Regions from separate parts of the Homo sapiens genome. Here region 1 is linked to region 2. A link is a contact called in ENCODE Hi-C or POLR2A ChIA-PET data. All regions are on one chromosome and are shown on one strand. The core of a region is the stretch at or near the end of the contact, and the rest is flanking DNA. Distances in the headings are between cores, read along the strand shown.

Region 1 (2,700 bases), core at 65-2,564, 550 kb before region 2:
GCCCAGGCTGGAGTACAGTGGCACAATCATGGCTCACATTGCAACCTTAACCTCCTCAGCCTCTTGAGTAGCTGGGACTACAGGTACATGCCATCATACTCTGCTAATTTTAAAATTTTTTTGTGGTGACTACATCTTGCTGTGTTGCCCAGGCTAGTCTTGAATTCTTGGCCTTTTAAGCAATCCTCCTGCCTCAGCCTCCCAAAGCCCTGGGATTACAGGCATGAGCACCACACTGGGCCTGGGGATCTTAAGATGTAGATAATGATTCAGGAGGTCTGGGGCAGGCCTGATACGCTGCATTTCTACATGATCGCAGGTGATATCCATGCTGCCAGAGCATTCTTTGAGCAGCAAGGGGGCTGGAGGTGAGGAGATGGGACACTGAGTTCCGTGAAGAAAGCTGATAGCCTTGGACTGTTCATGCCCAGATGGAGAAGATTCACAGGGGGCCTCCCATTCTAGAAGGGCTGTCAAGGTGTAGAGGGGTTTAACATGGTCCAAAGGGCAGATCTGGAGCAGAGAGGGGACATCACACTTAGATGTTGAGACAAAGCCCATGATGGAATAACCACCGTGGGAGGTAGTGAGCTGCCCATCACAGCAGGGCTTTAGCCAGAGGCTCGATGACTGCTTGGTGAGAGGGCCATGGAGAGGCCCCAAGTGGCAGCCATCTATGCAGTCTTCAAGGGCTCTTCTTGCCTCAGAGTCATTAATTTTTGGGCGTTTTTACTTCTGGAAGAAATGATTCAGAATAAGTGGAGAACACTGGGGTTGGTGATGCAGAGGACCCACCACAAGGCCTCCCTCCTGAGCACACAGAAAGCTCATGCCCTGCTGGACAGCCAGGCAGGCTCAGCCATGCAGGTTGGGTTCGCTCTCTGGGTTCGCTGTCTGGCTAGGACGAGCTGTGGTCTTTTCAGAATGGACATCACATTCCTGGTCAGCAGAAGCTATCTCTTTGGCTAAACCACTTAGCTCTGGACAAAGCAAGTTCCAGATTCTAGAAAAATAAAATTAATTGACATTTGTGCTCAGTGCTTATGCTGGTAGCAAGATTCTGGTCTCATGACAATCATTGCTACTGGGCAAGTCCCATCCTTCTTCAGTCCTCAGTTTTCTACTCTGTACCATGGAATTGGTGTGGACAGTCCCTCTAGCTCACTTTCTACAGCCCTATGGAAAATATCTTCAGCCGTAAAAGGCACTGTTTAGCGTTCAGACCTCAACAGAGGAGTGAAAATTTGGCTGATTCAGAGGAAACAAGAGGTCAGTGTGACCTTTCTCTGCTTCTCTATGGGAAGGAGTTTACAACCACGGTGCCAGGGGCAGGAGGCTGCAGATGCAGCCAGCCTGTGCTGGGCACTTCTGCTGCCCTGGGCTTTGAGTCAAGCAGAGCACTTTAGCCCCCGAGGGCAGGTCCATCTGGAGCTCCAGACAGCGCTCTTCCTGGCTTCTCCTGCCACCCTTTCCTCTGGTCCAGGCCCAAGCCTGCTCAGACCTCAGCAATGAGGGCCAGCAGGGAGGGGAGGCAATGTGGGTAGGGAGTGGCTGAGAGCTACAGCTCACTGTCAGGGAGGAGGGGGAGAGGGAGGGCCCAGGGCCTCCAAGCCCTATGTCCAACATGCAGAATGAAGAGCAAAGGCTTGGTGCTGACTTGGTGGCTAGGGAATCGGATGCTGTATTTGCAGGATGCACCGAGTCTGCTCAAGTAACCAGACTCCATAGCTTAATACAATAAAGGTTTATTTCTGGCTTACATGCCAGTCCCTGCAGGAGCTGGTAAAGGGCTCTGCTCCACGTACTGTCTCAGAGATCCAGCCTGGTGAGACCCCTCATCATCTAGTGATGCTGCCATTGCAAAAGGTGGCTTACCAAGGAAGGGGGAGAGACTGTGTTAAAAGCATGCCTGTCCTTACACGCCCTATACTCGGGTGACACAGATCACCACCAAATGGCCAATAGTCACTGACTACCAGGGGCAGGAATGTCTTCCGCATGCCTCTAAAGGAGAGGACAACTGGATTTTGTGCCACAAAGGAACACCCATAATCCCTGCCATGTAGAGAGACTTTCCACTGCCAGGCAGCGTGTAGAGCATCCTCTGTGAATGATCACATTTACTTCTCAGCTGGAGATTCATATCATTACACCTGTTTTCCTGATAGACAGATTAAGGCCCTGAAATGTGATTTCCTGACATCATACAGCCAGGATGTGCCAGAGATGAGATTTGAACTCCATTCTACCTTATTCTGTTCAAGCCTAGGTTCTCCAACATTAAATTCCCACTCAAGGGAAGTGTCAGGTTCCTGACAGTTTGGGAGAGTCCCTGGGCATGCAAGAGACATAGCCACTCACTCAGTTTGGTTTCCAGGTAGGACCTCAATCCTCTCCACCCCAGAAAACAGAATTTGAGGGTTTCTGTAGTCAAGGAGATCCTGTATGGAGGAAGCCCTACATTTTGAGCAGGGCTGGCCCAGCATGGGTGAGCTGGACTTGGAAGTCCCAGACTCATTTCTGCCAGTCTGTCAGGTTTGATGTTGAGGGTCCCTCACAGCCCCACCCCTTGGGCAGAGCTGTGGATATACCTCCTGCCCTGTGTGCAGCTGGCGCAGGCATGGGGACCTGGTGGGAATTTTGGCTGGGAAGGGCTGGTGATGGCACAGCAGGAGCAGACAGCTCTATAAAGAAGGAAGC
Region 2 (2,700 bases), core at 199-2,698:
CGCCTGCCGGGGAGGGGAGCGCGTGCGTGGGCGGCGCGTGTGTGTCCAAAGAGGGCTGCGCGGGCGCCAATTATGATTGGGACTGGGGGTGCCGAAAATCAGGGGTGGGGGGCCTCGAGGAAGGGGTATGGAAGAGGAAGTGGGAGAGGAGGGCGTGTGTTTGTGTGTGTACGTTAACGTGAGGATTTAGTGCCCAGGGGAACGTTTCGTGTTTTGTTTTTTGATTGTATGTGGGGTTGTGTACAGCGATGTGTGTGTGTAACTGCGTGTCTCTGAGCGTGCCTGCTGTGGCCGTGTAAGCGGGCATCTTTGTGAGGGAAAGTAAGCGAGTGTGTGGGGGCGCGTTTGTGGTTTGGGGGGGAGCGTGTTTGCAATGCTGAGGGAGCGAACGTGTGTGCCGTTCTTGTAGGAGTTTCCGTGAGAGTGGCAGTGGACGTGAGCCAAAGTGGGCGCGTAGTTGGATGCTCTCGGGGGGGGGGGGTGGGTCGGCTAGGGGAACTCCCGCGAGTGGGTGCACCCAACTGCGCCTCGTGAGTACCTTAGCTCTCCGCTATCTCTGGCAGTGCCCAGTCCGGGGCAGAGGGCCAGGCCCCAGCCTAGCAGCTCCCACGCAGCCCGCGCGCACAGCGCCCCGGGCGCTCCGCGCCGGGCCTAGGGGAATCCACGCGTCTCTGGACTGTGCTAGGTGCCGCGGATCAACTGTGGCCACCACACCCCCGCTCCCCCACAGCTGTCGGGGGGCCGCGCTCTAGTCTCCCTCAAAGTCACCCTTGGTGGTGGTGGTCCTCTTCCCACCCCAACCACCAGTCCCCGGGCTGTAGGAACAATTCCAAAGTCAACCCCAGGGGAAGGCTTTGGAGGTCCAGTTACCAACTCGCTTACCCCAATTCGGGTACCTGACAGCGCCCGGGGCCACGAGTGCACTCCAGGCGGGGGCGTGCCAGCGCGGGGCAGGGGCTCTCGGGTGAGCAGTGTGATTTTGGCTTCCTCCCCAAGGTGGTCCCTACCTAGGCTCAGCATTTGTTCCCCTCTCCAAACTTACTGGGGCTGGGGCCTGCAGGGGGGCTGGGGGCTGCAGGGGGCGTCAGGGAGTAGCGGAGGGAGTAGGGCAAGGAGAGAGGTGAGTGGACTGGTGGCGTAGCGGGGAACCAGGAGCCAGGAGAAGAAAAGCTGGGAGAGCGCCGAGACCGAGGAGCGAGGAAGAGAGGAAGAGAAAGGAAAGGAAAGGCGAGGGAGAGAACGAGGAGAGGCGAAAAGGAAAGGGGAAAGAGAGCGCAGAGCGCGAGCCAAGCCGAGCGCCGGCAGCGGCGGCGGCGCGGCGCGGCGCTCCACTCCGGCCTGACTCCGCACCGGCTTTTGCGGGCGGCCGGCGGCGCGGGGCCCTTTGGAAATAGAATAGCCAATGTAATCTGACACTTCAACTTGCTCGGCTCCGGGCGAGTTGATTCACTTACTCACCCCCTAACGCCGAGTTCCTTTTCACTGTCTGTGGACATTAAAAAAGCGAGCGGCGGCGGCGGGCGCCGGGGAGAGCGGGCGGCCGGGCGGCAGGCGGGCGAGCAGCGATCGGGCGGCCGAGCGAGCGAGCAACGCCGGCGCAGCGCGGTGACCCCAGCCCCAGCCGGCGCGGAGCAGGAGCCGGAGCCGAGCGGATCTCGGCGCCCTCGCTGCGCTCCTCCCGGCCCGAGCCTGCCCTACCCGGCGGTGGCGGCGGCGCGTCCTCCAGCGGCGGCAGCGGCGCTCGCAGCGCCCGGTAAGTTTGGGGCCAGAGCCAGGCGCCCGCTGGCTCCGGGGCTACCTCCCGCTCCCCGGGGACTCTCGGGGTGCAAGCGTGGGGATTGGGTGCTGGGGTTTTTCCCTTAAAGTGTCCCCCGGAGCGGGGCGACCGGCCGGCGGCGCGGGCTCCGCTCCGCTCTCCTTGGCGGCCGGGGGCCGAGGCCCGGCGGCCGGCGAGCTCCCGGCTGCGCGGAGCCGGCTTGGGCTGCGCGTGGGGGCCGGGTTTGTCAGGGTGTGCGGGGCGTAAGTGTGGTCGTGCGCGCGCGGACCCGGTGCCCGCCTCCTGCCGGCGCGCCTCCAGCCCTCGCTCCCTACACCCGGGGGCCGGGCAGGACCGGGAATCGGAGGAGGGAGGGAAGGACCGCCTCGGTCTCCTTCGCCTCCTCTGGGGAGATGCGAAGTTGTGCGCCTGTGTGTGTACAGGAACCGCTGGGGAAAGCGCTGGATTTCAGGATGGCAAGGGGTGGTGGTGTTAACTTGTGCGTCTGAATTTCCAGGGAAAACATACACTTTTGTAAATGGGAGGTGGGGGCGCGGTTAAGTTGTTTGTGTGGGAATTGCCCGGGGAAAGCTGGCGCGCGGTACAAACGAGAAACGCGGAGGTGTGTGTGCAGGGTTTTCTCCCAGGGCTTCGCAAGCCAGAGGGGCGCTCAGGCCAGTGCCTGGACGGGGCTGCCCCGGCCAGGAGGGGAGCCCAGGGGGAAGATGTGCGTGTGTGTGCGCGCGCGCGTTGCAAATACGAAAGTAATTTCCCCGTGTTCTTTCTTCCTCTCCGTCTCCGGCGGCGGTGGCCCCGGGGGAGTGGGAGGCCAGCCGGGGCGGAGGTTGGGGGGCCGGGGCTGGAGCCGGGGTCGGGGGGGGGAGGCGGGTTCTGGAAGCTTGCTTCACATTCCTGGCGTCTGGGCTGGGGAAAAAACAGTGGGG

Evidence for each region. Hi-C counts contacts between places; a loop is a spot of excess contacts on that map. ChIA-PET counts read pairs that join two places held with the same protein, here RNA polymerase II (POLR2A). Pooled maps may share reads with other maps.
Region 1: a loop to region 2 is called in a map of prostate gland, with 2.8 times the contacts of the local background. The contact joins the enhancer-like site here to the promoter of ZMIZ1 in region 2. A Hi-C loop is called at or near these places in 3 of 168 maps with a recorded cell type or tissue (Caco-2, PC-3 and prostate gland) and 1 of 50 pooled maps. POLR2A ChIA-PET finds 5 or more read pairs at or near these places in 1 of 52 experiments (PC-9).

Annotation. Positions count from the first base shown.
Region 1 is chr10:78,513,822-78,516,521 of GRCh38, forward strand. No RefSeq gene overlaps it. Among named protein-coding and RNA genes, the nearest start is that of LINC00595, 250 kb to the left of the region's middle. Within about 2 kb of position 1,315, at least 4 of the 41 ENCODE cell types and tissues checked have a DNase peak (open chromatin) inside an H3K27ac peak, as active enhancers do.
Region 2 is chr10:79,067,518-79,070,217 of GRCh38, forward strand. ZMIZ1 (zinc finger MIZ-type containing 1) reads left to right here and starts at 1,449. Exons shown (of 25, transcript NM_020338.4): 1 at 1,449-1,753. RefSeq lists silencers at 1-99, 900-969, 1,230-2,209, enhancers at 363-1,208, 2,410-2,459 and a cis regulatory region at 1,082-1,767.